Regions from separate parts of the Homo sapiens genome. Here region 1 is linked to region 2. A link is an interaction called in ENCODE POLR2A ChIA-PET data of the cell type or tissue named here. Cell type or tissue: OCI-LY7. All regions are shown on one strand. Links, peaks and the distances in the headings refer to the core of each region. The heading gives the core; the rest is flanking DNA. Region 1 overlaps PRUNE2 (prune homolog 2 with BCH domain). Region 2 has its middle 8.7 kb from the start of RFK.

Region 1 (12,027 bases), core at 2,425-10,424, 310 kb before region 2:
TTTTAATAGACCCAGTGAATTTTTACTACTATGATGCTTTGGCTGCCTCATAAAAACAAGAACAATAGAGTGTAGGCTGGGCGCGGTGGCTCACACCTGTAATTCTAGCACTTTGGGAGGCTGAGACAGGAGGATCACTTGAGGTCAGGAGTTCAAGACCAGCCTGGCCAACATGGTGAAACACTGTCTCTACTAAAAATACAAAAAAAAAAAAAAAAATAGCAGGGTGTGGTGGCACACGCCTGTAATCCCAGCTACTCAGGAGACTGAGGCATGAGAATTGTTTGAACCTGGGAGGTAGTGGTTGCAGTGAGCCGAGATCACACCACTGCACTCCAGCCTGGGCAATGAAGAGAGACTCTGTCTCAAAAATAAAAAAGAACAATAGAGTATAAATAAATGACATCTGGAAAAAACATGGAAAATATCTTTGCTTACCAATTAAAGAGTGTACAAAAAACAAAATAAATAAAATCTCTTAATTTATGCATGTGGTGTTCTCATAAATCATTTTCCTGTCAAAATTATCAGACTTTATTATTGCTGAATGTTTTAAATATTACAATGGAATTTTGGTTGCATAAATCATAATCCCTTCAAGTTAGAACATTTGTGTACATACCTCAGCATTTTTCTTATATCTCGATTTTAAAAAATAGCCCTCATTCTAGAAATAAATCCATGCAGACTGTAAATGTCAAACTGTACTCTTAAATTTCAGTAACTCAGCAGTCCAGGCTGGCCACTGTGCTTGCAAGGTAGTTAGGAATTGTCACACTGTGTTTGTAAGACTCACTGTTCCCAAAAATGCAGCCGTACACACTGGTGTTTTAATCTTGGTAATTATTTTTATCTGCAAGCATTTTACTACAAGTGACATATACTCACTTGATTTTTCCATTTCCTGCAAAAACAAACAAACAAACAAAAAAACCCAGAAATAACAAATCTGGGAATTGCTTGTTCCTGACATTAGAAAGTAATTTATTCTTAATAAAAGTCTTACTCAATATATTTCATCTGTAATTTGTGAGGAAGACAACACTATAATAGGTATAGTCCAGAATGCTTGACCTATGTGGGAAGTATTAGCACCAGGAGTAAAATTCACTGAAGGTCATTTGGCCCTTGGAGGTGAAACGGTGGAAATGATGAAAAAGACTATTCATTGTGATTTAGCTGAAGGAAAAATCACTATACATTTTTTTAATGCTTTAAAAGCTGTTGTTTGCATAGTGGCAGACAGAAGCTCATTCACTGAGTCTAACTTGGAATTAAGGATAGAAAATTTGATAATGAGATAAACACTGACCTATCAGTAGGTTTTATACCTTACATCTTTTAGACGGAGTCTCGCTCTGTTGCCCAGGCTGGAGTGCAGTGGTGCGATCTCGGCTCACTGCAAGCTCCGCCTCCTGGGTTTATGCCCTTCTCCTGCCTCAGCCTCTCCGAGTAGCTGGGACTACACGCGCCGGTCACCACGCCTGGCTAATTTTTTGTATTTTTAGTGGAGATGGGGTTTCACCGTGGTCTCGATCTCCTGATCTTGTGATCCGCCCGCCTCAGCCTCCCAAACCTTACATCATTTTTATATGAGTTTACTTCATATTTAACTTTGTGCAACTTCCTCCATCATCTCACATCTAAGAATTTTACATGTAAATCACTTAAATGACTTAAAGATGTGTGTGATTATTATTTGAAAGTTCACATATATTATGGAGAACATAAGGCAAAAATTGTCATAACCAGTCCCCACAGACAGAATCTTGCAAAAGTACTTTCTATGAATCAGATTTAATCCCATAAATCCTGAGAATAACCTAAAAAATAATAATAAAAAAACAGGAAAGGAAAGAGGCTTAATATTTATTGTCTACTATATGTCAGGCACTTGACCAGTCTTTTATATATGCTTTTAGTTCTCACAACAGTCCTATGAGGTGAGGGTTTACAGATGAGGAAACTAAGGCTCATGAAAATGAAGTAACTGATTTGAGTCACCCAGCTAGTGAGTGTCACAGCGAGGGTTAACCTCATGTTTGGCTGACTCGTAGGTCTTTACTACCTTGGCATGAGCTCCCTAAAATAATGGAGAGACACAATAAGGTTTCAGAATAGCAATTTGGCTAAATTATGACAACTTTAATAAATATCAGTGAATCTTAATGTCCATTGTATATTAGAATTCAATACGTATTATTTGAATACGTCTAGAAATGACATTCTACTTTTATGTGGTTATAAAAATTATCTTCCAGTTAACACTGTATCATGAGTGTTTTCCTGTGTCATTAAGTATTCTTTGATAGCATAACTTTTAATAGCAGTTTAACAATCCTTTGTGTGACCATTCTATGATTTACTTAACCATTGCTCTAGTGTTGGACATTTAGATTGTTTGTAAGTTTTAGTTATTAAAGTAATAATCCAGTTAACAGCTTTGTCCACAAATCTTTGTGTACATATATGATTATTTCGTTAGGATATATTTCTAGGCTGGACATGGTGGCTTATGCCTCTAATCCCAGCACTTTGAGAGGCCAAGGTGGGAGGATCATTTGAAGTCAGGAGTTCAGGACCAGCCTGGGCAACATAGTGAGACCCTGTCTCTACAAAAAATAAAAAAATTAGCTGGGCATGGTGGTGCACGCCTGTATTCCCGGCTACTAGGGAGGCTGAGTGGGAGAACAGCTTGAGCCTAGGAGGTTGAGTCTGCAGTGACTCATGATCATACCATTGCACTCCAGCCTGGGTGACAGAGTAAGACCCCAACTCTGAAAAAAAAAAGGAACATATATTTTTTTAATCTTTTTTTTCTTTTAGAGAGGAGCTCTCACTATGTTGCCCAGGCTGGTCTCAAACTCCTAAGTTAAGTGATTCTTCTGCCCTGGCCTCCCAAAGTGCTAGGATTACAGATGTGAGCCACCATGCTCGGCCTAAAAAAAAGAATATATTTCTAAAAAAAAGTTTGATAGTGCCCATTTGGAAATATTTACCAATAATAAGAAAAGAAGAAAATTTGTGTTATTAAAGGATTTCTTTGATTAATGAGTTCAGATCTATTTATTATCCATTTGAATTCCAGTTGTGAATTGTCTTTTATGTTTTGTAACAGTTTTTCCATTGGTATATATCCTTTTTTCATTGATTTATATTAACTCTTATTCTTGAGGACATTAAACCTTTTCCTCCTAGCTAAAAAAAAAAGTAATAATAATAATTGCATTGGGAAACTTTCAGTAGGCTTTAAGCAGGAGAGTGTCATTATTCAATTTATATTTTTAAAAGCTGCCTCTTGGGGAAGGGGTGGAAAAAAAATAAAATAAAGCTGCCCCTTGATGCTATGTGGAGACTACATTACTGAGAGACCAGCTGTGATGCTGCTGCTAAAGTTCTGGCAAGAGATGATGGTGGCTGTGGCTAGGACAGCAATGGAGATGAAGAGATATTAGAGACGTGTTTAGACTACAGATATATTTTAAAGGCAATGTTAATAGGATTTGCTGGTGAATTACGTGAGAGATGAGGAAAAAAACAATCAAGGATAATTCCTAGATGTTGGGTTCGAATAACTGGGTAGACGGTGGTGCCATTTAATAGGACAGACACAACTGAGGAGGCGGTGGGCCATATTTTACTTGAGATACTTATTAAACAGCTACATGCAGATCTCATGTGCATGTAGATTCTGTCATCAGTGGCAGACAAATGGTTTTAAAGCCATGTGGCTGGGTAAGATCATCAAGGAGAAAGTGGAAAGAGAGAAGAGAAAGGGGACAGGAAACAAAGTTGGGTGTGAATATTTGGAGGCTTAATAAGGAAGAGCAACCAGCAAAGGCAACTGAAGGGCAGTCGGTGAATCCGGAGAAAAACAAGGTGTGTGGTGTCAGGAAGGTGAAGGAATTAAGTGTTTCAAAACAGAGGGAGGGTCAATCTCATGGAATACTGTAGAGAATCAAGTAGGGTAAGAAATGGAATGTTATCTTTGGATTTGGCAACCTCGGAGTGCTTGGTACTTTTGAGAAGAGAGTTTCAGTGAAATGACGGAGCCAGATCCCCCACCAGGGGGACTGAGAAGACAACAGAAGGTGAGCATGTGTGAGTGATGCAAGAAGAGGGTTTCTGTCTCTCAAGGATATCTACTGAAATGTTTACAAGACATTCTTTACATCACTTTTGTTTCACACGATGCACTGAAGCTACCAGCAGACAGCATAAAGACTGCCTTTTTCTGAGCAATGAAAAACGTAAAATAGGATATTGTGAGAATGAAAGGTTTCACTGCATCTGCACTTTCAGCTGTGAATGGAGTAATCTATGGGGCACCATCACTATCACTATCTTGGTTTTGATATTAGTTCAGGTACAGCTGTATTATTTCTGTTTTCCTCCTCTGGGTTATAATGAGCATCAACTTCTTTTAGGATTCTTGGGACCTACACCTTAGCTTTTTTGACCAGGAAATAACAAAGGCTTTTTCTCCCCACGTTTCCAGGCTTTCCCACTCATTCCCAAACTAGAAATTACTCAGACAACAAGACACGTGACCTCTAAAAATGTTTAGTCATCGACCCTTCGGAATCACGAGTGACAAAGGGCTGTGACAGGGAGCAATTGCCATTCTCCCTAACTGCTGGCATTAGTATGAGATTTTGCCAGCCAATTCCCAGTTGCAATGATTCATAAAGTAACTTCCTAAATTCCATGCAGCAGTTATAGGCTGGGGTCACAAATGCAGAAGGTGTGTGTGGCTGGTGGGGGGGGTGGTAAGTTCAACAGGAAGTGCTTTTATTGTCTAAATCCTTAGTAAATTGAATGGGAGATATATATGTATGCACGTATATAATTTTAATTTAAGTGGGGGGAACATTTTGGAGACATTTGAGCAGATTAACAAATAGTATTTGTATACATGTAACTAAAACAGTAATTTATCAGGTAGAAGGCAGATGGGGGGAATAAAATGCCAACCTGTATCTACAGTTGGGTTGTGTTGATGATGAAGTGCTGTTTATTCAGGGCCAGCCTAGCTTGTCAGCAACATAAGAGCCACCGCAGCACATGACTCCCTGCGTAGCTAGAAGACAATAATAAATTATCCCCTATGCAAACAGCACCGGCATAAAAGCAGAACAAACACGCTCTGCCTCCTGGAATCCTGAAGATTCTCACTCATTCCCTTGTTTAATTCTGTTTTAAACATGAAACTCTTGACATTATCCCAAGGCCAGTAAGATCGAATCTGGCTTGGAGAGCTGATGAGAATCTGTTTTAGGGTTATTGTAAAATGTATTTTGTTTCTCTAACTTGCCTAGGTGATTCAAATAGTTTTTTGATTTATCAGTGCTTCATTTGGTCCTGTGGAATTTGGGGTCACCCAGGGGAAAACTGAGCTAGAGCACTTGAGGGACATGATGAAAATACAGTCTCTGCAGCCATAAAAAAGGATGAGGTCATGTCCTTTGCAGGGACATGGATGAAGCTGGAAGCCACCATCCTCAACAAACTAACATGGGAACAGAAAACCAAACACTGCATATTCTCACTCATAAGTGGGAGTTGAACAATGAGAACACATGGACACAGGGAGGGGAACAGCACACACTGGGGCCTGTTGGGGGGTTGGGGGGCGAGGGGAGGGAATCTAGATGATGGGTCAATAGGTGCAGCAAACCACCATGGCACACATATACCTATGTAACAAACCTGCGCATTCTGCACATGTATCCCAGGACTTAAAACAAAATTTTAAAAATTAAATTAAATTAAAAATAAACATACCTATACCATTCTGAAAAAAAAATAAAGAAAAAGAAAATATAGTCTTGATCCAGTGCCCAACCTGCTAAATGAGAACCTGTAGCAAATCGGCCCAGAAACGCACACCCTAAGGGGACTTTTATGATGAGGTTGCCATAGGAACAAAGAGCTGGCAGTGTGAGTCAGTACAAGTCCTGTGACAGTGCTGAGAGAGTCCAAAGGACTGGTTTGTAGGAAAATATATCAACTAATAAATCCCTCTCTGGAGTAGTGCTTTTCAGATTTCAACGTGCATTCCAATTCCTAGGATTGTTGGAAAATGCAGATCCTGCTTCAATAGGTCTAGTGTTTTGCCGGAGACTCTGCATTTCCAACAAGATGCCTGGTGTTGCCAATGCTTTTGGACTTGAGTCCATCGAGGTCCTAGAGCCATCAGTTTAACACAGAAGAATTAAAACAGTTTGGAGATCAGCCGGCATTTTTGAATAGGAAACTTTCCACAAGTGTGGCTTTGAACAGTGTTGATTCTACTGATTCTTAATCTTATGCTCAGATACAAATAAAACCTGCCCCCTCTTGTTTCAGTGACCCGGCCAGGAGTGTAGTGAGAATTTTGTTATATGTAAAAATCTCTTAGAAATGTGTGTCTTCTTTCAAGGGTTTATAAATGTATTTGGAGGCCTTTATATACATAACGAAAAATACTTAGAAAGGAAAACTGTAAGGCTTATTGTGCTGAAGCCTTCAGTTACTGGAAATAAGTTGTAGTTAGTTGTAGTCTCTTTTTATTTTTTTCAGGGCTATATCTTTTTTTACAGTTCATAGTTGCTACAAGTTTAGCAATGAGGTTCTTGATTCACCCTCAATGATGGTTTGAAATAATTTTATCTGTTGAACACACATTGTATATGAGTTTTGATTATTTAAAAAATCTCCTTTTAAATATTTAATGTCTTTCTATTGTGGATGAATTAATTTTTTAAACATCTACTTAAAGATTGTTATTAGGCCATTTGGAAAATAAATAAAAAGCATGAAAGCTGACAGTACACACTTTGGAACACACACTTCCAAAAGCATATGTTCCAAACGCATATGACTTATATGATCATAAATGTCATTACAATAGATCCTTGATGTTCATCAGCATGAGAATAGATCCTGAGACCTTTGTGGATTCGTATGTGCAATTCCTTGCAACCAAAAAAGGGAAAGTGGCCCAGTAAGATGCCAGATGAGAGTGGCTGCCTTGGAGTAGACAGCAAAGCCTCCTCGAAACATGGAAGCCCGTGATGGGCGGGGCCTGCCTGCCTACCTACCCAGGGTCTTGTGTGCCCTCTTCAGAGCCTCACAGACCTTGAGATTCAACTCAGCAGAATTACAGAGTACGGGTATGATGGCTTTTTGAAGTGGCTGGTAAATAGTCTAAGCCACAAATACCCAATCCACGAGTTTCAAAGAATGACCACATAGACATTAATGTGGGTATGGGGAAATCTGCAACTCTCTGCACGGCATCGTTCACATCTTCACAGTGGCTGTCCTAGGAGATGTGTGTGGCACTTCCACTTTCTGTGGTACACATTTCTGTGTTGTTTTAGTATCTTACCCATGACAGGCATAATTCTGATTGCTATTATAATCAGAAAAAATGAACAGAATCTTTTAAATCCCTTGAGTGCACATCATGGTGTTTTTTGTTGAGTGACACAATAGACTGTCAGTTGATGAATTATGTGGTATGATCATATATGTGCTAGGATAGATATATATGTGGACTATGATAGAAGATTATGGATGATGGAGCACAGGTTGATTTTGTGTACCTGTCTCTCCAGTCATCCGACAAACATTTCTTGAACAACTAGTATATGCCAGGCATTATGTTAGGGGCTAGCATATGTTCTTCACTGTACTTCTTTAAGGAAGAGAGACACCCACACAGAGAAAGTGGCTCTCATTGTAGTTAATAAAACTCAAAGACCGGACCGGGTGCGGTCTTACGCCTGTAAGCCCAGCACTTTGCAAGGATGAAGTGGGTGGATCAGTTGAGCCCAGGAGTTCGAGACCAGCCTGGGCAAAATGGCAGAACCTGACGCCTACAAAAAAATACAATAAATTAGCTGGGCATGGTGATACACACCTGTAGCCCCAGCTACTTGGGAGGCTGAACTGGGAGGATTGCTTGAGCCCAGGAGGCATAGGTTGCAGTGAGCCGAGATAACGCCACAGCACTCCAGCCTGGGTGACAGTGTGAGACCCTGTCTCAAAAATAAATAAATAAGTACATACATACAGTAAATAAAACTTGAAGCAGCCAGAACATTTTTGCAAATGATATGAGCCACATCTGGGTAATCTGAGGTATTGGGATCCCTTTCTGCAATTATTCATTCCTCCACAGCTGCCACATAGAACAAGCAAATCTGACATCACAGCTCTTTTAAAAATCTCCCAGAATTCTACACTGGAATAAAGATCACCCAGTAAACTCAGCTATGTTGATTCGTAGGAATTTCTCCTTGGAGTTAATAATAATCATTAGAAAAAAAATACAGGAAGAAATAACTTCCTCCTATTCTTATTGTGATAAATTGTAACAATAGCAGACATTCGTATATAGATCCTATAAGCGACAAGAGGGAAAATAGGATTTGCAAATTAAGCATCTGAATAAATATTTTAGAAAAAAATGTTTAGGATATCTGTTCTTTGTCTAAACTATTATTAATAATGGCAAAAACTCCTTTCTTACATGGTTTGGGAAAACAAACAAGCAAAGTGTATTTTAAGCCATAGCATGAAAGTTTCCACTCCTTCTCAAAGCAAACTGTATTTCACTTGCCTTAAATAATAAATATCTCTCCTAAATACATCATAAGACTGGACAAATTTGTGGAACAACTCCCCGCAGCTGGGCAGTTTGACATTAATATCAAATTTCCTGTTGTCGTTTCAGAATTGTCTATTTCACAGCAATATTACCAGTGACTTGAAAGCATTTACAGACAAGTTTGGTTTTGATGTCCTCATCCTGTTCTCCAGCTATCTGTCAGAGGAGCAGCAGCCGAGACGACAGATTGCTGTGTACTCAGAAAACATGGAGCTGTGCAGTCAGGTGAGCCCCTCCTCTGACCCCGTCATGTTCCCTCTGTCCTAACCTGCTGGCTCTCAGAACACACAGTGCAAGACAGAACAGATTGGTGGCTCATGAGCAATTAGCCCAAGAGGTAGAGTCCTAGAGGTTTGAGTTTTAGGAAATGATGGGGGTACTTTTTACATTTGGCCTTTTAAGAAAGCCCCAAAAGCATTTCTCTTCTTGACTGAATCCATAGTGCAAAACATTAGCTCTTTCTCATTCCCAAAAGAGCAAGTTCTCCTTTGGGTGCTATTTTCTTCTAGGACTGCTCCCTGATCATAACTGACAAGGTTTAGCCCCTGTCCCAGGACCGGTTTGGTGCCCAGTGTTTAAGACCTGGTGATCTGATGCTTTAATCAAAGTTAGTTTGTCTCCAGGTACCAGAACTCTGACTAGGTAATCAGTTATCCTCCAGGTTGATAGCTGAGTCTTTTAACCCAAGGCCTAGGAAATAAAAAAAAAAAAGAATTAGATAAATTAATCAAAATAGGCCATCGGATATACCAAGCCAGGTGTACTTAATAACTAATATGAGAACATACATGATTCATTATAATAGGAGCCACACGGGGCCCCAGATGCTTCATTACTTATTTCTCTTCACTAATGGATTCAATGCCTTATGTATCCATGGGTGGCTAGAGGCACAGTCTCTGCCCCTTTCTTTTCTACATCCTCCTTTCTGTCCCCCAAGAGCTCCACTGTAGCTCTCTTGACCCATGCCTATGGGTACTCTCGGGCTCTCTCAAGTCCGAATGTGAAAGAGCATCTCCTCCTCTGACCTGCATCACCAGCCTGTGGTTTTTTCATCACTTTCCTCTGCATTTGGTTTCAAAGCTAAATTTCATCTTTGGTCACTGGCTTCCCAGGGACGGGATTTAGGCCTTGGAAGCCTACAACATGGCGGCTTTCACATCACTTTTAGCAGTAGACCCCTTTTTCAAACCAATGTGAAAATTGGTTCATTGGAAACAGACAAAAGTAGAAGAGCAGATGAAGGAGTTAAAAGCTCTTGAGTTGACCCCAGTCCTCCTCTCTTCTCCCCACCCACCCTCCCCATCCTAGCAATAGCCAGAGGTGGATCGCTGGAATCTTAAGCAACAGAGTCCTGGCTCTGGCCTAGCGAGTTCCTCTTGGCCTGTGTGGTCACACCACTGGCCGAGTCAGCCTTTGCAGCTAGGTTGCCTGGGTACAGAACTCAGGCTCCAGCACTTGTTAGCTGTGTGTTGCTGGACAAGTTATTTAATCTTCCTGTATCTTCATTTCTTCATGGGTAAAATAGGAATAAAAAGAGTTCCTACCTTGTGGAATTACTGTGGTGATTAAAAGAGATAATGATCATAAAACCCTTAGAACCATGCCTGGCACATGAAAGCACTCAATAAATGTTAATTAGTAGTAGTAGTAGTATCTATGTGAGCTCCATGGTGGTAGTGGTGGTTGTTATTATTATTATTAATTTTATCTCTACTAATCCCGTGGGGCCATTTCAAAGGCCCAGCACAACAAAATACTCCTGACATTCCTTAAAAATCAGAAAGCCGTAACCCAGTTCTGGCCTCACACTGACCATCCGTCAGTGTCCCCTTGCCTCCCAGGTTAGCTTTGCCTGTTTTGGGCTCCATGCCTCCGTTACCTGGGGTGAAAGGGACTGAGGGGTCCTGAGTGCTGTTCGGAAAGATCAGACTGCGGGAGCATCTTTGTCTTTCCTACTCTCTCTTTTGCATTCTGAAGCTATCAGAGGTTCAAGCAGCCCTGGCTGCCCCCTCCCAAACAACAGCCTGTCTCCTGATATTGTCCCCTTATTCCAACACTTTTCCTATAGTTGTCAGCAACATGCATTATCTCTGCTTTTTTGCAACTCGAATTACATTGCTATTGGAAGATGGTATTATATTACAGTTAGGAAAGAATAGGTGGTTTAAACTCCTTTACCCAAACGTTCAGGAGCCTTCAAAATCGAGCACCTGGATTTTGAATTAAACAGAGAGACAGTTGGATAGAATTGGAGAAAGGGTTGGTGGTACAGTAATCAGAACTTTCTAAGTTTGAGATCTTCTTTTTCAGACAGATGAACACAGATTAATTTTATATTTAAAAATTAAGCGAGATAAATTGCAAAGTGCAATTGCAAAGTGCAACAGTGCTTGAGTGCTGACACAAATTCCTGTGCCTTCCGACAGATTTGCTGTGAGCTGGAAGAGTGTCAGAACCCTTGCCTAGAACTGGAGCCCTTTGACTGTGGCTGTGATGAGATCCTGGTGTACCAACAAGAGGACCCTTCAGTGACTTGTGATCAGGTGGTTCTCGTTGTCAAGGAAGTCATCAACAGGAGGTGTCCAGAGATGGTCTCCAATAGCCGGACATCCTCAACAGAAGCCGTGGCAGGCAGTGCCCCCCTCTCCCAGGGGTCTTCTGGGATTATGGAATTGTATGGTTCTGACATAGAGCCACAACCCAGCTCTGTGAATTTCATAGAGAACCCTCCAGATCTCAATGATTCTAACCAGGCTCAGGTGGATGCCAATGTAGACCTTGTTAGCCCAGACAGCGGACTGGCTACCATTAGGAGCAGCCGCTCATCCAAGGAGAGCTCTGTTTTCCTCAGTGACGACAGCCCCGTGGGAGAAGGTGCTGGGCCTCACCACACCCTTCTCCCAGGGCTTGACTCCTACAGCCCCATCCCTGAAGGGGCGGTGGCGGAGGAACATGCATGGTCTGGAGAACACGGTGAGCACTTCGACCTCTTCAATTTTGACCCAGCACCCATGGCTTCTGGGCAGTCCCAGCAATCTTCTCATTCTGCAGACTACTCCCCAGCAGATGACTTCTTCCCCAACAGTGACCTGTCAGAAGGACAGCTCCCCGCTGGGCCTGAAGGACTTGATGGCATGGGAACCAACATGTCTAATTATTCATCCAGTTCACTTTTGTCAGGGGCTGGCAAAGATAGCCTTGTGGAACATGATGAGGAGTTTGTCCAGAGACAAGACAGTCCCAGAGATAACTCTGAAAGAAATTTGAGCCTGACAGATTTTGTGGGAGATGAATCCCCTTCCCCAGAAAGGCTAAAAAATACTGGAAAGAGGATCCCACCAACACCCATGAATAGTTTAGTAGAAAGC
Region 2 (12,027 bases), core at 1,313-9,312:
ATATTTATTAAAGAAATTGAACAATTATAACCTTCGAAAACAAAAAACACCAGGCCCAGATAAATTCACCAGTGAATTCTTCTAAATATTTAAGAAAGAAATCATACTAATTTTCTATAATCTCTTTCAGAAAATAGAAGTAAAGAGGCCAGGCATGGTGGCCCACACCTGTAATCTCAGCACTTTTGGAGGCTGAGGTGCGTGGATCACTTCAGGTCAGGAGTTTAAGACCAGCCTGGCTAACATGGTGAAACCCCGTCTCTACTAAAAATTACAAAAATTAGCTGGGTGTCATGGCACACTCCTGTAATCCCAGCTACTTGGGAGGCTGAGGCAGGAGAATTGCTTGAACCTGGGAGGCAGAGGCTGCAGTGAGCCAAGATTGTGCCACTCTACACTATAGCCTGGGTGACAGAGTGAGACTCCATCTAAAAAAAGAAGAAGAAGAAAAGAAAATAGAAGCGGAGGAAGTGGTTTCTAACTCATTCTATGAGACCAGCATTATCCTAATACCAAAACTAAAGATATTTCAAGAAAACTACAGACCAGTATCTCATGAATATAGATGTAAAAATTCTGAACAAAATATTAGCAAGTTAAATCCAACAATGTGTAAAAAGATCCTTTGAACTGAGGCTGCAAGAAAAAAAAATTATATACATGACCAAGGAAATTTATTCCAGGTATGTAAGCCTGGTTCAATGTTTGAAAATTAATGATTAATAATTCATCATTTCAACAGACTAAAAAAGAAAAAAACATGATCATATTAATAGGTGCAGAACAATTATTTGATAAAACCAATACCCATTCATGACAAAAACTCAGCAAATTAGGAATAAAAGGGAACTTCTTCAATAGAATAAAGAACATTTACAAAAACACCCCACAGCTAATGATGAAAAATTAGAAGCTTTCCCAGAGCAGGAGCAGGTCAAAGATTTCCCCTCTTACCACTCCCTTTTAAAATCATACTTGGAAGTCCTAACTAATGCAGTAAGGAAAGAAACAGAAATAAAAGGTATGCAGATTGAGAAGGAAGAAGTAAAGCTGTCTTTGTTTGCAGATGATCTGAACATTTACGTAGAAAATCCATAAGAATAAACCACCACAACAAAAGATTCCTGGAACTAATAAATAAGTATAGCAAGGTTGCAGGATACAAGATTAACACACAAAATTTGATTCCTTTCTGGTATATCAGCAATTAACCAGTGGAATTAGAAACTTAAAACATAATATCAATACCATTTATATTAACACCCCAAAATATGGAATACTTAGGTATGAATCTAACAAAATATGTACAAGATCTATATGAGAAAAACTACAAAACTCTGATGAAATAAATCAAAGAAGAACTAAATAAATGAAGAAGTATTCCATGTTCAAGGATTGGCAATTCAATATTGTTAAGATGTCCGTTCTTCTCAATGCGATCTATAGATTCAACAGAATACCAACCAAATTCCCAGCAAGTTATTTTGTGATATTGACAAACTGATTCTAAAGTTTATATGGAGACACAAAAGACCCAGAATAGCCAACATAATCATGCATGAGTGTTAGTCAGAGGACTGACACTACCTGACTTCACGATTTACTATAAAGCTACAGGATTTACTAAAAGTAATCAAGACATAGTAGTGTTGATGAAAAAGTGGACAAATAGATCAATAGAACAGAACAGAGAGGCAGATATAGAGCCAAATAAATATAGTGAATTTATGTTTCACAAAGGAGCAAAGGAGAAAATGGACAAGAGTGTTCAAGAAATGCTGCTGGAACAACTGGACATCTACATGCAGGAAAAAAAAAAGAATCTAGACATAGACTTTATACTCATGCCCAAAATTAGTTCAAAATGAGAAAAATAACTCTATTATAATATATAAATCCTATTTTAGAAATTTGAAGTGTAAATGCAGTGCAGTAGTGTGGCAATAGAGAACACTGACCCAGAAGCTAAAAAAAAAAAAATTAACTCAAAATGGATCATTTTGTAAAATGCAAAACTATAAAATTCCTAGAAGATAACATAGGAGAAAATCTAGATGACCTTGTGTATGGGAATGACTTTTTATTTTATTTTTTGAGATGGTGTCTTTCTCTGCTGCCCAGGCTGAAGTGCAATGGCACAATCTCAGCTCACTGCAACCTCTGCCTCTGGGGTTCAAATGATTCTGGTACCTCAGCCTCCTGAGTAGCTGGAATTACAGGCATGAGCCACCATGCCCGGCTAATTATTGTATTTTTAATAGAAACTGGATTTTGCCATGTTGGTCAGGATGGTCTCTAACTCCTGGCTTCAAGTGATTCACCTGGCTCAGCCTCCCAGAATGCTGGGGTTACAGTCATGAGCCACTGTGCCTGGCCAGAACTCTTAAAACTCTACAAGAAGAAAGTGAACAACCTGATGATTTTTTCCTTTTTTGAGATGGAGTCTCGCTCTGTTGCCCAGGCTGGAGTGCAGTGGCACAATCTCGACTCACTGCAACCTTCGCCTCCTGGGTTCAAGCAATTCTCCTGCCTCAGCCTCCTGAGTAGCTGGGACTACAGGTGCACGCCACCACACCCGTGAGCCACCACGCCTAGCCAATTTTTCTTTTTTCTTTCTTTCTTTTTTTTTTTTTTTTTTGAGACAGGGTCTTGCTCTGTTGCTTAGGCTGGAGTGCAGTGGCACAATCATGGCTCACTGTAGCCTTGATCTCCTAGGCTCAAGTGATCTTTCTACCTCAGCCTCCCAAGTAGCTGGAACTACAGGCACATATCACCCATGCCCAGCTAATTTTTAAAATATTTTTGTAGATAAAGGGTCTCACTATGTTGCCCAGGCTGTCTTGAACTCCTGGGCTCGAGCAATCCTCCCACCTTGGCCTCCCAAAGTGCTGAGATGAGCCACTGCATCTGGTCTGATGTTTTTAAATAAGCAAAAGACCTGAACAGACACTTCACCAAAGATGATATACAGATGGCAAATAAGCATATGAAAAGATGTTCCACATCATATGTCATCAGAGAAATGCAAATTACCACTCTAGGCCTATTGGAAGGGCCCAAATCCAGAACACTGACCACACCAAATGCTGGCAAGGATGTGCAGCAACAGGAGCTCTCCTTAATTGCTGGTGGGAATGCAAAATGGTATAGTCATTTTGTTACACAGTTTGGCAGTTTCCTATAAAACTAAACATACTCTTACCACATGATCCAGCAATTGTATTATTTGGTATTTACCCAAATTAATTGAAAACCTATATTCACACAAAAACCTGCAGATTGATGTTTAGAGCAGCTTTATTCAGAACTGCCAAAACTTGGAAGCAATCAAGACGTCCTTCAATAGGAGAATAGGAAAATAAACTATGATACACACAGACAATAGAATATTATTCTATGCTAAAAATAAATGAGCCATCAAGCCATGAAGACGTGGAGGAAACTTAACTGCATATTTTTAAGTGAAAGAAGCCAGTCTGAAAATGCTACATCTTTTATAATTCCAACTATGTGTCACTGTGGAAAAGGCAAAACTATGAAGACAGTTAAAAGATCAGTGGTTGTCAAGGATTAGGGGTGAGGGAGGGATGAATAAGTAAAGCACAGAGGATTTTTATGACAGTGAAAATGCTCTGTATGATACGATAATGGTGGATACAAGTCGGTATTCCTTTGTGTAAACCCATAGAATGTATAACTCCAAGAGTGAACTCTCATGTAAATTACAGACTTGGGGTGATATTACATCAATGCACATATATCAGTTGTAACATGTACATTCTAGTGCCTAGTGCAGGATGTCTATAGTGAGGAAGCCTGTGTGTGTGTGTGTGTGTGTGTGTGTGTTGAAGGTCAGGGAGTATATGGGAACTTTCTGTACTTCTCAATTTTTCTGTGAACCTAAAACTGCTTTTTAAAAAAAGTCTACTTAAAGGAAAAAAGTATTGGCAAAACAGAGCTCACTAGCTGGTTTGGCTATTTTTGTAGAACAAACCACCTCAAAATTTGATGACTTGGGTTGGGTCTGGTGGCTCATGCCTGTAATCCCAGCACTTTGGGAGGCTGAGGCGGGCAGATCATCTGAGGCCAGGAGTTTGAGACCAGCCTGGTCAACATGGCAAAACCCCATCTCTAGAAAAAGATACAAAAATTAGCCAGGCATGGTGGTGTACACGCCTGTGATCCCAGCTACTTGGGAGGCTGAGGCAGGAGAATCTTGAACCTGGAAGGTGGAGATTGCAGTGAGCTGAGGTCACGCCACTGCTCTCCAGCCTGGGCCACAGAGCAAGACTCTGTTTAAAAAAAAAAAAAAGATGACTTAAAATAATCTATTATTTCAAATTATTTTCTGGGTTGCTTGGGTCTCACCTGAGCAGTATTCCTTCCAGGAGCTCATTTGAGACTGAAATGTCCAGGATACTTCAGGCCTCTCTTCATATATCTCTTTCTCTAGAAGGGTAGCTGGACTTATATCATGCCCAGCTTCTAACAGAGAGCATTCAAAGCCTATCACAGAGTTGCTACAGTTCTCTGTAAGCACACCTTTGAAGTTACACGATATCACTTCTGCCAGATTTTATTGGTCAAATTTCACAACCAGGTCAGTTTTAGTGGGGAGAGGAAATGGGCTTCCCCTCTCAATAAAAGGAGTGAAAAATATTTGGGAGCATTTTTAATTTAGCCTACTATTTTTTATTCAGCTGGTAATAATTTTCCAATCTATACCACCACCCCACTACACACTTTTATTTTTCATCTTCTAAATATATAGTTCATGCTGACACATCAGCAGATTAGACCAATTTTCTAAGTAGCTGTATTATTTTATATATTGGACAGAAAAAAAATTCTAAAATTAAAAAAAATTCCTAAAATTTTATATCATCATTGTGAGAAAAAAGGAGGGAAACACCAGTAATTTTGAAGACAAACTGAAATAATTTTATATGTAATTACTGTTGGTAACACCTATATTTTTGCCATCACGGTCACATTCCAAAGGTATCATGAATTTGAGAGAACATAAGACAGACGGCTGTCATGGACACTAAAGAATGGTTAATTTCACTATCAGTAAATCCTGCCTTAGAAGGGGAATTACTCCGAACAGAGGTCAAAGTTCATCTCCAGAATCTCAGACATATTTACTCATTATTCTGAAAAGAGTCCAGTGTCCTAGAAAGTTTTCCTTCTTCTTCGTCTCAGAAATTTTTAGCATCTTTATCTCCTATACCATCATTGCACCAAATGTATAATTAAAAACAATTTTTTAATGGGAAAGAAGTCTGAATTCTTCTGCCTATAATTCTAGGTGCTCTTCTCCTCCTTTTTCTCTTTCTCCATTTTCTTCTTCTATAGTGAAACATATATTCAAAGGAAACATCAAAAAGCATTAACTTTCTAAATTAAGACAGTCTTTTTATCTTTTGTGATTGAGGAAGAAGATAGAATGCAGTAGCCATGCTTCACCAAAGAACCAGATCCAAGCACATGAAGCAATGAGCAGGCCAAACATTTCTGAGTACAGAATCCTCCCGTGTCTAGCACAGGGCCTGATGAACCTCATTCCCTAACTTTCATTTTCCATTTGCAGTTCTTATTTCATGTGTCACCGCAGTTCTAGGTTCATGTCAGTAAAAAGCAAAATTTTAATATGCCATCTTGTGGATGCATGAGGAATGAAATTCTTGTAGTGCTTTTGGTTTTGGTGGTGAGAATTTAACATTGCATTTGCATAGTTTTTCCCCTGTAATACAAGCAATTTTTGCTCAATGCAAAAACAAAAAACAAAAATCAAAAAGCCATACAGGAAATACACAAGGAACAGTAGGTACTCAAATATTTGTGGAGTATCGATTTTTAAAAATTAGTAATCATCACACCCTTGATTTGGAGTGGACCCTATTAAAGCAGCCAGTGAATGAATGGATGAAGGAAGGAATACCTTTTTCTAAAACATTTGATATTGTAGGTAAGCTCTTGGTTTTCAGGCCTGACCTGACATTAGAATCTAATTTTCCAGAGATATTTTTAGTGTCTCATGTGGGTAGAAGTTGACAAAATTTGGTTTACATTCCATATAGGTATAAGAATTGTTTATTAGTACTACTGACAACCTTCCATTTCCATATGTGCGGTGTATTTATTAAACAATCAGGGCTGGGCACGGTGGCTCATGCATGTAATCCCAGCACTCTGGGAGGCCGAGGCAGGCAGATCACAAGGTCAGGAGTTTGAGACCAACCTGGCCAACAGGGTGAAACCCCGTCTCTACTAAAAACACAAAAATCAGCCGGGCGTGGTGGCGCGTGCCTGTAATGCCAGCTACTCAGGAGGCTGAGGCAGGAGAATCACTTGAACCCAGGAGGTGGAGGTTGTAGTGAGCCGAGATCATGCCATTGTACTCCAGCCTGGGCAACAGAGTGAGACACTGTCTCAAAAAAAAAAAAAATCAGCCAAATAAACATTTCATTATGGGTTATTATGAGGCAGCTGCATATAGCAGACAGACCTGGAGATCACTTAACTCTTTCAGAAAAGGTGATCTTAGGTCCATTGTCAAACGGATGGACAGCTTCTCAGCATTTTGTAGACTCTCTGTTTTCTTTTGGGTTTAGTAGGTCGTAGGCTCTCAGTCTGCTTTTTTTTGGTGCAAAATAACAATGTTAGACCAGATGAGTAATTTACAATTTGTGTGCTTCAAAAGGTTCTAAATATTCAAAGCACATTTCATTTAAAAATGTCTTTTATGAATTTAGTTTTCAAAATGTTATTTTAAAATATGTTTTCTGAATTTAATATGATACAACAGTACAAACAGTGATAGGAAGCAAATTCGGATGTAGTTGAGAGTGTTGAAGGAAAACTGGATGTGTTAACCAAAAAATATGCCTCTTTGACAAAAAAATTTTTAAGCTAAGAGCAAGTGGGAGGAAGCAGATACAGGAAAGCTCTCTGCCTCTCCTCTGTTTACCTAGTGGCAGGACACAGATTTACAAAGACAAAGGTGCCCTTCTTCCCTCTGTACCCGGAAGGACAAAAGTTAACCACTGAAGACAACTGTAGCCCTCATCTGGCTGGAGATGGCACAAGAGGAATCTACGTTAATAAGCTTTGCTAAGTGGACTTCATCTATCATTATTTTGCCTTCCCACAATTTGCCACCTCCAGAGATTCAAAGTTCTTTTCCTCTGTCTTGTCCTTTCTTTAGAAATGTAGTGTGTTTTTTGTTTGTTTGTTTGAGACAGGGTCTTGCTCTGTCACCCAGGCTGGAGTGCAGTGGCATGATCATGGCTCACTGCAGCCACAACCTCCTGGGCTCAAGGGATCCTCTGGCCTCAGCCTCCCAAAGTGCTGGGATTATAGCAGTGAGTCACTGTGCTGGTCCTTAATGTTCTTTATTGAAGTTTATATAAGCTAGAGGTCTGAGTCACCTCTTTGAGAATTATTCATTCCCTGGGCATCTCCCATATACATATAAAATATACATGATAATAAACATGTTTGCTCTTGCTTTGATAATCTGTTTTTTGTTACAGGGGGTCCCTTCTAACAACGCATTAGGGGTGAGGAAAAAAATTAGTTTTCTTTCTTTACACTGTAAACTTCATTAATGTGTTCTTATTGAGTAAATTTGTACTACATGAAGTAAATTTTATGAGTTTGAACCACAAATACATTTGTGGTTATAAAATAACACTTGTTTTTATGGCATGGTGGTGTACACCTGTAGTTCCAGTTATGCAGGAGGCCAAGGCAGGCAGATGGCTTAATTCCAGGATTTCGAGGCTATAGTGTGCTATGAGCTTGCCTGTGAATAGCCACTGCACTCTAGCCTGGGCAACATAGCGAGATCCCATCTCTAAAATAAATATGTAAATACATAAATAAATAAAACATTATTTATTTTCTATATTGGGCTTTTATGTAGAATTTTACATGTCTGTTTTCCAAGGTAGAATTCTGAAGACACTTACACTCAGCCAGCTTATTTGGACTGTAGTCCAGTTATAATGAATTTTCTATAGCAGACCAACAGGTAATCATCATCATAACAGCCAATACAGAAGGCTTACTACACATTACACACTGATTTAGTTACTTCACATGCATTAAGTCTTAAATCTTTCAAATGCTTTATGAGGTGCTATGGTGATTATTTTCTCACAGACAGGAAACTGGTGTAAGAGCCAGAGTCCCCCTTACCTACTACTAAGCTCTATCACCTCTCAGTAGAGCTTAGTAGTTCTGGCTTGTTTACTGCACATCCCTTTCTTGGAAATATGATCACAGGAACTCTCCCTAGCTAGACATTTTTCTTTCCTCTTCTCTGTTTAGTCGATTCACACATGCCCCAAGGCTCCAGCTCAAGTCCCACCTCTCTGGAAGGCATTGTCAAGCATACCTGACTCACAGGGTTCCCTTGCTCTCTGGCCTACTGGTAGCATTGTCTCATGCTAGGAAGCCTGTTTATATGAAGTCCAAAGAGTGAGTTAGAGGAATTGGTAAAGTTCCCTAGGGCTTCTGGGTAGAGAATGTAGAGGCAGGAGCTGAGGAGTGTGATAGGGAGAATCTGTGAACAATGGTTTAGTTTAGACTGATCCTAAGACAGAGGGAAGCAGAACATGACTTTTAGTGTGATTTGATCAGATTGGCATTTGAAAGGTTATAGCAGCACGAAAAAGCAGTAGAGAGAGACTAGTGTCAAATCTAAGGCTGGGAGAATAGAGTTGGCTACACCTGTGCAGGTAAGGGGTCATGGCTTGCATTCAGTGGGAGGAGGGGTAAAAATGGATTGGGAGAGACTTGGTAACTATTTAGGTGTGGAAGGTGTGAACGTTGATGTCAGACTCCAAGTCAGAAATTTTTAGATTAATTATTCAAAAACTAATAGACTCTACTTTTTAGAGCAGTTTTAGGTTGGCAGCTGCTGTTGCTGTATAGTTCTATGGGTTTTGATACATGCATAATGTCATATATTCATGAGGACAGTATCATACAGAATAGTTTCACTGCCCTAAAAATCCCCTGTGCTTCACATTCATCCCTCCCTCCGACCTCCAACTTCCCCAAACCCTGGTAACCACTGATCTGTTTACTGTCTCCATAGTTTTATTCAGAATGTAATATAATTGGAATCATGTGTTATGTAGCCTTTTCAGACTGGCTTCTTTCACTTAGTAATATGCAGTTAAGTTTCCTCTAGGTCTTTTTGTGGCTTGATAGCTCATTTCTTTTTAGCACAGAATAGTATGGCATTATATGGATATACAACAGCTTGTTTATCCCACCTATTGAAGGACATCTCAGTTGCTTCCACGTTTTGGCAATTCTGAATAAAGCTGCTATAAACATCCATGTGAAACAAAATAAAAATAAAATAAAATAGAAATAAAACATCCATTCATCCATTCCATTTGCATTCAGTGGGAGTAGGGGTAAAAATGGATTGGGGTAAAAACAAATAGGTTTTTTTTTTTTTAAGAAACTGATGTTTATTTTCCATCAACCATTTTTCCATGTTGCTTAAGAGCCTATGCAAGAACAGCTTAAGACCAGTCAGTGGTTGCTCCTACCCATTCAGTGGCCTGAGCAGTGGGAGCTGCAGACCAGTCTTCCGTGGCAGGCTGAGCGCTCCAGTCTTCAGTAGGGAACTGCTGAATAGGCACAGAGGGCACCTGTACACCTTCAGACCAGTCTGCAACCTCAGGCTGAGTAGCAGTGAACTCAGGAGCTGGAGCAGTCCATTCACCCTGAAATTCCTCCTTGGTCACTGCCTTTTCAGCAGCAGCCTGCTCTTCTTTTTCAATATCTTCAGGATCTCTGTAGAAGTAGAGATCAGGCATGACCTCCCACGGGTGGTCATAGGAAATCGTGCTACACATGCGCAGAACTTCCCGAGCCAGCATCTACCACATCAAACCCACTGAGTGAGCTCCCTTGTTGTTGCATGGGATGGCAATGTCCACATAGCGCATAGGAGAATCTGTGTTACACAGAGCAATGGTAGGTAGGTTAACATAAGATGCCTCCGTGAGAGGCTGGTGGTCAGCCCTGGGGTCAGTAACCACAAGAAGCCATGGCTCCCGGAAGGCTGCCTGGATCTGGTTAGTGAAGGTTCCAGGAGTGAAGTGGCCAGCAATTGGAGTGGCTCCAGTGGCAGCAGCAAACTTCAGCACAGCCCTCTGGCCAGTATTCCTGGAGGATATAACACTGACATCAGCAGGGTTTTCAATGGCAACAATAGCACTAGCTGCCAGCAGAAGCTTCTCCCAGGTCCTCTTCAGATTTATGATATAGATGCCATTACTTTTCCTTTTACAGATGTACTGTTCCATCTGGAAGTCAAGATTGGTGCCACCTAAGTGGGTTCCTGCTGCAAGGAACTTAAGGACATCCTCCTCCTTCATTTGCAGGACATCAAGGGCTCCGGACATTGTGAAAGTTTCCCTTTAAGTTACGACGGGAATCCAGAACAACGCCGTATGGGCCCCTCTGTAGGTAGCGCGGAAAGCAAAAACAAATAGGTTTTTGTGTGGATAAAAGTTTTCACCTCATTTGATTAAATATAAGTGAGCACAATTTCTGGATAACATAGTAAAAGTACGTTTAGTTTTATAAGAAACTGCCATATTATCTTCCAAGGGGCTGTACCATTTTGTATTCCCACCAACAATGAATGAAAGTTCCTGTTGCTCTACATGGTTGCCAGCATTTGGTGTTGTCAGTGTTCTGAATTTTGGCCATTCTAATTGGTATATAGTAGTATCTCATTGTTGTTTTAATTTGTATTTCCCTCACGATATATGATGTTGAACATCTTTTCATATGCTTATTCAGATCTTTTGCTCATTTTTTAATTGAGTTGCTTATTTTCTTATTGCTGAATTTTAAGAATTCTTCAGATTCATTTTTCATTGCTTACTTAGAATAAGCCTTCTTTTCCCTCACAAGCTGCCAGTTCTACTTTCTCTTTAGTCTTATTTGTGATCCTTCTTTCTACAGAGACAAATTAAACCAGAGAAGTGGACTCTTTCCCTACAGGCAGCTGAAAGGATGTGCAAGTGCAGTTCAGAGGGGGAAATAAAAAACACGTTTTAGAATACTTCCTTGGTTAAAAGCAGTAAGTTTGGCAAAGACACATAGACTCTCAACTCTAGATTTACTGAGAATGCTAGGTAGCATATTTTTGGAGTCAAATGAAGAAGAAAAATTATAAATCCTATAGCCTACAGAATAATTATTGAATTATTTGAAGCATATGCTTTGGCCTCTGAAGCAAGGTGGAGGGGTCTGCTTTGATCAACAGATTGAGTACTTGATGGGAGTTCTTAGAAGTACAACTCTTGGAGGGTTTATTCTTCAGTCAGAGGGGAGGAGCCATTGAACGCTATTGAGCGGTGGTGGAAAATGATCAGAATTCTTCCTTCTTGGGAGGCCGAGGAAGGTGGATCACTTGAAGCCAGGAGTTCCAGAACAGCCTGGCCAACATGATGAAACCCTGTCTCTATTAAAAATGCAAAAATTAGCCGGGCGTGGTGGCATAAACCTGTAGTCCCAGCTACTCGGGAGGCTGAGGCAGGAGAATCACTTGAGCCCGGGAGGTGGAGGTTGCAGTGAGCCGAGATTGCGCCACTGCACTCCAACCTGAGTGACAGAGTGAGACTCTGGTTCAAAAAAAAAAAAAAAAATTCTTTCTTCTATATCCTATGCTGATAACACAGTAATTACCCATATGACTTGACATGTAAATGGTAGTTTTAAAGATTGGAGCCTGACTGCTCCATCTTAAACATTCTACAAGACTCTCCTTTTTTTTTTTAAATCTATCTATTTATTTATGTATTATTTATTGAGAAGGAATCTTGCTCTGTCACTCAGGCTGGAGTACAATGGAGCAATCTCGGCTCATAGCAACCTCCGCCTCCTGGGTTCAAGCGATTCTTCCGCCCCAGTCTCCCGAGTAGCTGGGATTACTGGCATTCACTGCCATGCCTGGCTAATTTTTGTATTTTTAGTAGAGACCGA

What was found. Peaks named below come from ENCODE experiments on the same cell type or tissue, not always from the same donor. Only the 100,000 strongest peaks of a DNase experiment are listed, where the experiment ranks them.
Region 1: POLR2A ChIA-PET joins it to region 2 with 9 read pairs; 4 of 35 experiments call an interaction of 5 or more read pairs at or near these places.

Annotation. Positions count from the first base shown.
Region 1 is chr9:76,710,417-76,722,443 of GRCh38, reverse strand. PRUNE2 (prune homolog 2 with BCH domain) reads left to right here. Exons shown (of 19, transcript NM_015225.3): 7 at 8,723-8,881; 8 at 11,086-12,027. Among named protein-coding and RNA genes, the nearest start is that of PCA3, 48 kb to the left of the region's middle. In OCI-LY7, for the core only: no CTCF peak of the experiment used is centred there; no DNase peak of the experiment used is centred there.
Region 2 is chr9:76,397,108-76,409,134 of GRCh38, reverse strand. It overlaps a transcript of GCNT1 not described here and the pseudogene RPSAP9. Among named protein-coding and RNA genes, the nearest start is that of RFK, 8.7 kb to the right of the region's middle. RefSeq lists enhancers at 354-403, 6,868-7,162. In OCI-LY7, for the core only: CTCF peaks have their summits at 5,448, 5,651 and 6,980; DNase peaks (open chromatin) are centred at 5,654 and 7,024; H3K4me3 peaks cover 462 bases; H3K27ac peaks cover 1,475 bases.